Linked DNA regions of Mus musculus: region 1 is linked to region 2. The links are chromatin contacts, found by Hi-C or POLR2A ChIA-PET in ENCODE. All regions are on one chromosome and are shown on one strand. The core of a region is the stretch at or near the end of the contact, and the rest is flanking DNA. Distances in the headings are between cores, read along the strand shown.

Region 1 (3,314 bases), core at 254-2,753, 110 kb before region 2:
GGGGGTAGGGATAGGGGTGTGCTCACCAGAGCTGGTGATGTGCCATTGGGCTTTCAGCCTCTCAAACAACTCACAATATGGACATCCTCTTTTTATTTATAGTTTACCCAGGCTCAGGTATTGTATCATAGCAACAGAACACTGACGAATACCAGAGCCACTGAAAATGTATTAAAGACAAAAAGACACAGTCTCTGATCTATGGAGAGTTTGGGAGAGAGCAGTCAAAGCCACGTCAGCCTCGGGCTCTGACCACTGAGTATTTGTGACTTGTAGTGGCTAATGGAAGCCCTGCTTGGGTTTGGTATAAATTACTGTAAACAAAGCAGGGTTATGACTGTAACTCAGCAAGGAAAGGAAGTTGATTTGCTCCAGAAAGTCTTCCTTGACATAGATTGCGAATGTGTATTTATTTATGGGTGTTGTTTGTTTGTTTGTTTGTTTTGAGACAAGGTCTCACGAGACAGGCCAGCTTGCAGTAACTACCTGTATAAGTCTGATGACCCTGACCTTCCTGCCTCCGATTTCCAAGCACCGGGATCAGAGATGTGAGCCACTGTGCCTGGCATGCATTATTTTTGCGTATGTTGTTGATTAGGCTGATTTCAGTTAACCCAGTGTTCCACCTTTAGGGGAGCCAGGCACTACCCTGAGTGCTAGAGAACAAAACAGACCCAAATCCCTCCCCTTACACAATTCATATTTTGGTAGGCAGAGACATTCAAATTCAAAGAGGGACCGTGGCAGTACAGTCATAGCAGGTCAACTGTCCCATGTGGTTTTCTCATGTCAAGCAGGCTTTAAGGAACACTTTACAGCTAAGTGTGCAGCTCTAACCCACTAACAAGTTACACTTCTTATTCCTTTATGAGAAGTGACACCAGTGGCTTGGTCTACACCTGTGCCAGGCAGCCAGAAGCATGCAAACGTTGGAGCATCTTAAAGTTGAAGTGATAGACAAAAGGCCCAAGTGCCCTACTCCCTGGCTGAGATGGTTCATGCTGTCACACCCACTGCAAGACTGTTTGTCACAGGTACTATGAGCATCTCATGGCAAAGATTCCACTAAGTATAGGGTCTTAGTGGAGCAAAAGCACACTGGTTTCTTTGCTCCATGCTTGACATGCTGGAAGGGTTATGAGTAAAGTTACAGGACATTCAACTAGATTTTAATGCAGTATTTGTGACATACTTATAATAAAAACAAAGACAAAAACAAACAAACAAATTTGTCTGAAATTCTGAGCTGCCATGGTATTCTTTGTTTCATCTGGTAGCCCTAACTCTGCAAGCTTCGGAGGTAGATGATAAGCGTTCCCACACAGGATTGGGGGGCTCTACAAGTTCCCTTCCCCATCTTCCTGGTCCACAGGGCGGTGTGATTCTTGGATCTCACCTTCAGAGTGCAGAGCATATGTTCTCTGGGGAGAAAGCAGCCTGTGCAAATGGGCTGTCCGGTGGGGAGCTGGGCCAGGAGAGCTCTGCCGCTTCCTTGCCATTAGCGCCCAGCAGAGGAGCCTAGAAGTGCAGGAAGCCATCTGGAGCTGTGTGCTGAGTCACAGGCCCTGGAGGGAAATAAGAACATTGTGACTCTGGGGCAGCTGAGTGGCATTTCCCTGGAGATGACAGTGGGCACCAGAAATAGAAACCGCTCCTCTGCCATACACTGAGAGGTTGGAGTCTCTAATAATCCTCAATCTAGTGACCACAGGGCCTCACTTCAATGCTTAAAGGCTCGGACAGGATTGGTGACAAGGTGAAACCACCTCCTTTTATGCAAAGGAGAACTATTACTGTTTATTATTACTCGGCAGATCGCAACACCCTTAACTCTAGTTCCAGGGCATCTGACACCTCTGTTCTCTGCTCAAACCTCCACTCATGAGCATATCCCCCACAAAACCCCCCACATAATATAATTTAAAATAAAAATAAGACTTAAAACAAGTAAAGATAGCATAAGGGATTAAATCAGTCCTGCAGAAAAGCCTCTTGCTCCTGCAGATCTGGCACACACAATGAGTGGTGGGTCTCAGCAGCCTAGGGATTCCAGGACATCTCCCTGGTAGGCTGGTGTGGTCATTACATGGGACCATTCATCCTTTTTCTGGAGTCAGCATTAAACAAAGCTCCCAGGGAGGTCTGAAGCTGGTGCTGGGAGCAATCTAATTGTTGAGGCTACACTCATACACACACACACACACACACACACACACACACACACACACACACACACACACACACACACACACAAGGATGTTAACAAAACAGCCATTTTCCTATGCCACAAACACACTAAACCTGGCCCACTCTCTGCTTGAATGACAGAACAAAGTTAAGACCAGTGCTCCAAAACCATTATTTTATTGCTTTTCTGTGTTTTAATTATAATTTTTAATTTTTGAGATTATATCATTTCCCTCCTCCCCTCCTTCTAACCTCTCCTATGCACCCCCTGCATTTGAATTCATAGCCTTTTTTCTTTAATTGTTGCTAATTTTAAATACATGTATACATAATTATATATGTACACATAGATAATATTAGGAATTGCCAGATCTGTTGTTACTCCTGGGTAGATCCCTGGGGAGTGAATGGGGACTTACAAAGCAGAGTCTTGCTGGAATAGGCAGGTTACTTTACCATGACGTAAGCCATAATATAAACTGTTATGTTGTACTTTGCCTTCCAATACGGTAAACCAAAACCATGAATAACGTAAGTCTTCCTTCCCCCGCCCGAATGCTTCCTCCTCCAGATTGTCTGTTTGGGTATTCTCAGGAGAAAGGCAACTACCACGCCCCTACTCTACCCTCTGCTTTGATGGGATCGAACTTTTTAGTTTCACCACACAGCGTATATATGTAGTGAATTATCATACTATGTCCACAAAACATGTAATAAGTTTATGTCAATTTAAGTTGAACTTTAGATATCAACGTTAAAATTAAACTCACCAGACAGCAGTGCCCAACAAACAAAGAAACCAAAACAAACAGAATAAAAATAAAAAGCAGCTCCACTTCTAAGGGGCTTCAGATCAGTTCGGCTTCTCACTGCACAATCTCCTCCAAATTTTACTAGAACCCCATAAGCTCAGCCACGCAACCTAGGAGTGCTCAACTGCATAGCTAAAGAAACTGAGTTTGGCAAAAGTAGAGGTTTAAGCAAAAAGAAGGTCTAGACTAGATGTTCTACAGACCCAGCCTGAGCTCAGGGCTCAACAGAAGCCCTTAAAGCTGTGGGGTGACCTTCCCACTTGGGCAAGGACAGAGCTGGGCCTGTAGCTCCCAGCTGCAGCTAACTGAAGGAAG
Region 2 (3,449 bases), core at 342-2,841:
GCAGAGCTTCAGCACAGAACCAAGCGCTTTCTTTATTCCCTGCTTGCTTTGCTGCATAGGTTACTAACAGATACACACATACTCAGGGTGAGTTCTACAAATGAAACATTTTTCTGCTTAGATGAAGACTTTGTGGGATTTGCTAGCAATTGAACCCAGGGCCTGGCACATGCCACATCTCAGCCCTCATTAAGGACATTCATAACTGACCCTGGCATGTGTGTGCTCGCAAGTGTGTGCCAGCAGAGAGACCTCAATTACTGCACAGTGCTCTGACATCACTTCCTGTTACTACTAAAATGCCAGCAGTTTTGTTCACTAGCAGAGCAAATACCAACAAGATGAAAACTGTAAATAACACCCCAGAGGCAGAAACCTAGTTGTGTCTTTTAGGAGACTTGAAGGGGTCTGGTGTTCCCCTGGATATGCCTATCACAAATGGAGAAACGTTACTCAAAGGGAATGGACCAGTTTCTGCACCTCCTGAAGCCTGACTGTGGGCAAATGTGATCGATCACTCATGGTGTGGTGAGCGCTGGAGATACTGACATGCTTTGGGCTGCAAACCTTGGCAGAGCCTTCACAATGTAGGAAACTTTTGAAAATGGATCCTGATTGTTGAGGAGCTGCTCAGCAAGAAAGGGAAGCTGAACCTTTATGTTTTGAGCTGCACAAGGGTGGGGGTGGCTCCTAACAAACCAAGACTTTTGGAGACTCTCCAAAAAATAACGATATTCACATCAGGATAGTATCAGGCATGTCATTGAGTGTTCATACTGTATAAAACTGAAGCTCAGAGTTCATCTATAGTAACATATCTCATTGTCTCCACAAGCCTGTGAAATACGGATAATTTGCTCAGAGAAGTTGAGAAACTTGCTCAAGGACACACAGCAAATCCATAGGGAAAGTCAATATAATCTAGGCTTGTCTGGTTCCTAAGACAACATTGGTTCTCTCTTCCCTCCCTACGTCAGGAGAAAGAACACCAGCCTGGCACCTTTGCTCAGACCTCAGATTTTGTCTGGGATACGGCTGGGGGAGCTCCATTCCCTCCCGGCAGTCTTCCAGAGCTCTGCCTCCACTCTGAGACACACTCCCACCCACCACAGGCCCAGTCCTATGGTTGTGCCTGAGCAGTGACCAGACTCTGATGGGAGTCTAGTCATCTTTGGTCCACAATAAAACCGGGTGATCCTGCGGTGTCCTCTGTGCTCTGCTGTGTTCGTCCACTTAGACAACCTCCACAGCCTGCTGATCCCTTCCCAAGGCTGGGGGCTCTCACATCTAGAGCAGGCAAGGACCTTGGTTCCTGCTTTTGCTCTTGGAGCTTCACGTCTGGTCCCTGTAAAATGGGGACATGAGCACGCCACCTCAAAGGGTCGTTGTGTCACATTAAGGTGATGCTTAGAAGTGCCAGGCCGCAGGAGAAACTGAGTCAATGAGCACAGCTCCTGCTAATTTTGCCATTTTAAGCCCATGGAGTAGCTTGAAACAGTATGCAGATATGCACCTTTTTGATTTTCCTGTAGACAGGTCTATTCCTGGAGGCTCACTCCCACTGGGCCTTCTGTGTATGCTCTGTGCCTCCCCTTTTTGATTTTACACAGCATCCCTAGGAGGGTTTCCTGATAAGGTAGACCATTCCTTTCTACTAGACACCTGGAAAGCATCTTCCAGATGTGGCTGCTGTGTGTTGCAGCCTGCAAGAACTAACTGAAGCAATGGGAAGTGGGAAGTGAAGGAAAGACTGATCTGGAAACGCTGGGATCAGGTGGCCTGTGAGCTCAGATGGAGACACACCAGCAACAACCCACTTAGCACACATGCACAGCAAGACCAAGGAAGAGGCAGGTTAACTAGCCTATGTGGGAGGTCTGTGGGGGGGGGGAGCAGCCTCCATCCAGACTCACTCATCTGGAAGGAGGAATCTGCAGTTGAGAGTCTCTGCACACACTGATATTATTAGTTAAAGGCCAACCATCCGGTAATGTTCTACTTGGACCAGGGGAAGAATTTGCCATTCCTCTGACCCTGGCTAGGGGAAGGCCTTGTCATCTCTGTGGGTCTGAGGCACTGGGGTCCTTGACACGGCCCAGCCCGCGCTCATCTCAGAAATACACATTCATTCAGGATATCATTCACTCCCCACACCACACCCAATCTCCTCTTTTAAAATGGCTTCCTCTAGCCCACTCAGAGCCCAGTCTCAGTCAGGACTTGGGCCACGCCCTTGGCTGCACCCAGTTACTCTTGGAGGTCTGTCTCCAGAGCCTGGGGAGAAGAAACTCTCATTAGGAAGGGGGCTGCCGAGAGGGACGGCACTCCATTCTTTTCTCTTTCAATCATCTCGAAACCCAGAAGCCAAGGGAACTAAATGTATGCTCAAATCAGTCTGTGTGACACTGAATTGCTACCATTCTCTAAAGAAAAACAATCAGTGCAGACACCGCACCGTAGATCACACCCACAGCCCCTGTTGACCTAAAGTCCCTGAATTAAATTCCCCCAGTACTATTACATTACAGCTCAAAAGCCATCTAGTGTGGGGTGATTCATAAAGGAAAAGAAGCAAGATGTGGAGAAAGAGGTGGGAGAGAAAGAGGGAGGAAAGGAAGGAATAAAGAAGAGGAGAGAAGAGGAAAGGAAAGGGGAGGAGAGAGGAAGAGGAAAACGGATAAGAGAAGGAGAGGGAGAGGAGAAAGAAGAAAAATGGACCAGGAAGTGAAAGGAAGTCAGAGGAAACAGAGGAGGCAGAGATGGGGTGAGGGGAGGGGGCAGGGAGGAGGAGAGGGACGGTGGCTTGTGCTCTGGGAAGGGAGGTGGCTTAAAATAAAATGGGTTTGACATCAGATGGGGCACATAAATAGGGCTCTTTTTGCAAACACAAATTCTGTTTTCTAATCTAAAAAGAGATTGCTCTGCCACACACACCTCCTCTCTATGCCTGCCTCACCCAAGATGTAGGCACACTTGGCTTCATCAGATGTAAAAGACAAGTGGCACCTATTCCAAACTCTGCCAGGCGAATCTCCACAGAAATCTGGCAACAGGGACAAACCCTAAATAGAGGCAAGCTAGGCAAGCCAGGAATACTTAACATAGTGTACATACACTGTCATTGTGAGGCACACAGCAACCTCGTCTTGGTGTTTATAAACATGAAATGGTCTTCAATTCTGTCTTAGTTAGGGTTTTACTGCTGTGAACAGACACCATGACAAAGGCAAGTCTTATAAAAAAACAACATTTAATTGGAGCTGGCTTACAGGTTCAGAGGTTCAGTCCATTATCATCAAGTTGGGAGCATGGCAGTATCCAGGCAGGCATGGCGCAGGAGGAGTTGAGAGTTCTATGTCTTCATCCAAAGGCTGCTAGTAGAAGACTGACTTCCAGGCAACTAGGGTGAGGATCTTATACCCACACGCACAGTGCCACACCCATTCCAA

The links. Hi-C counts contacts between places; a loop is a spot of excess contacts on that map. ChIA-PET counts read pairs that join two places held with the same protein, here RNA polymerase II (POLR2A).
Region 1: a loop to region 2 is called in a map of gastrocnemius, with 2.2 times the contacts of the local background. The contact joins two enhancer-like sites. A Hi-C loop is called at or near these places in 1 of 37 maps with a recorded cell type or tissue (gastrocnemius). POLR2A ChIA-PET finds 5 or more read pairs at or near these places in 1 of 5 experiments (embryonic stem cell).

Annotation. Positions count from the first base shown.
Region 1 is chr11:31,794,682-31,797,995 of GRCm38, reverse strand. No RefSeq gene overlaps it. Among named protein-coding and RNA genes, the nearest start is that of D630024D03Rik, 28 kb to the left of the region's middle. Within about 2 kb of position 1,503, at least 3 of the 3 ENCODE cell types and tissues checked have a DNase peak (open chromatin) inside an H3K27ac peak, as active enhancers do.
Region 2 is chr11:31,683,874-31,687,322 of GRCm38, reverse strand. No RefSeq gene overlaps it. Among named protein-coding and RNA genes, the nearest start is that of Bod1, 14 kb to the right of the region's middle. Within about 2 kb of position 1,591, at least 1 of the 3 ENCODE cell types and tissues checked has a DNase peak (open chromatin) inside an H3K27ac peak, as active enhancers do.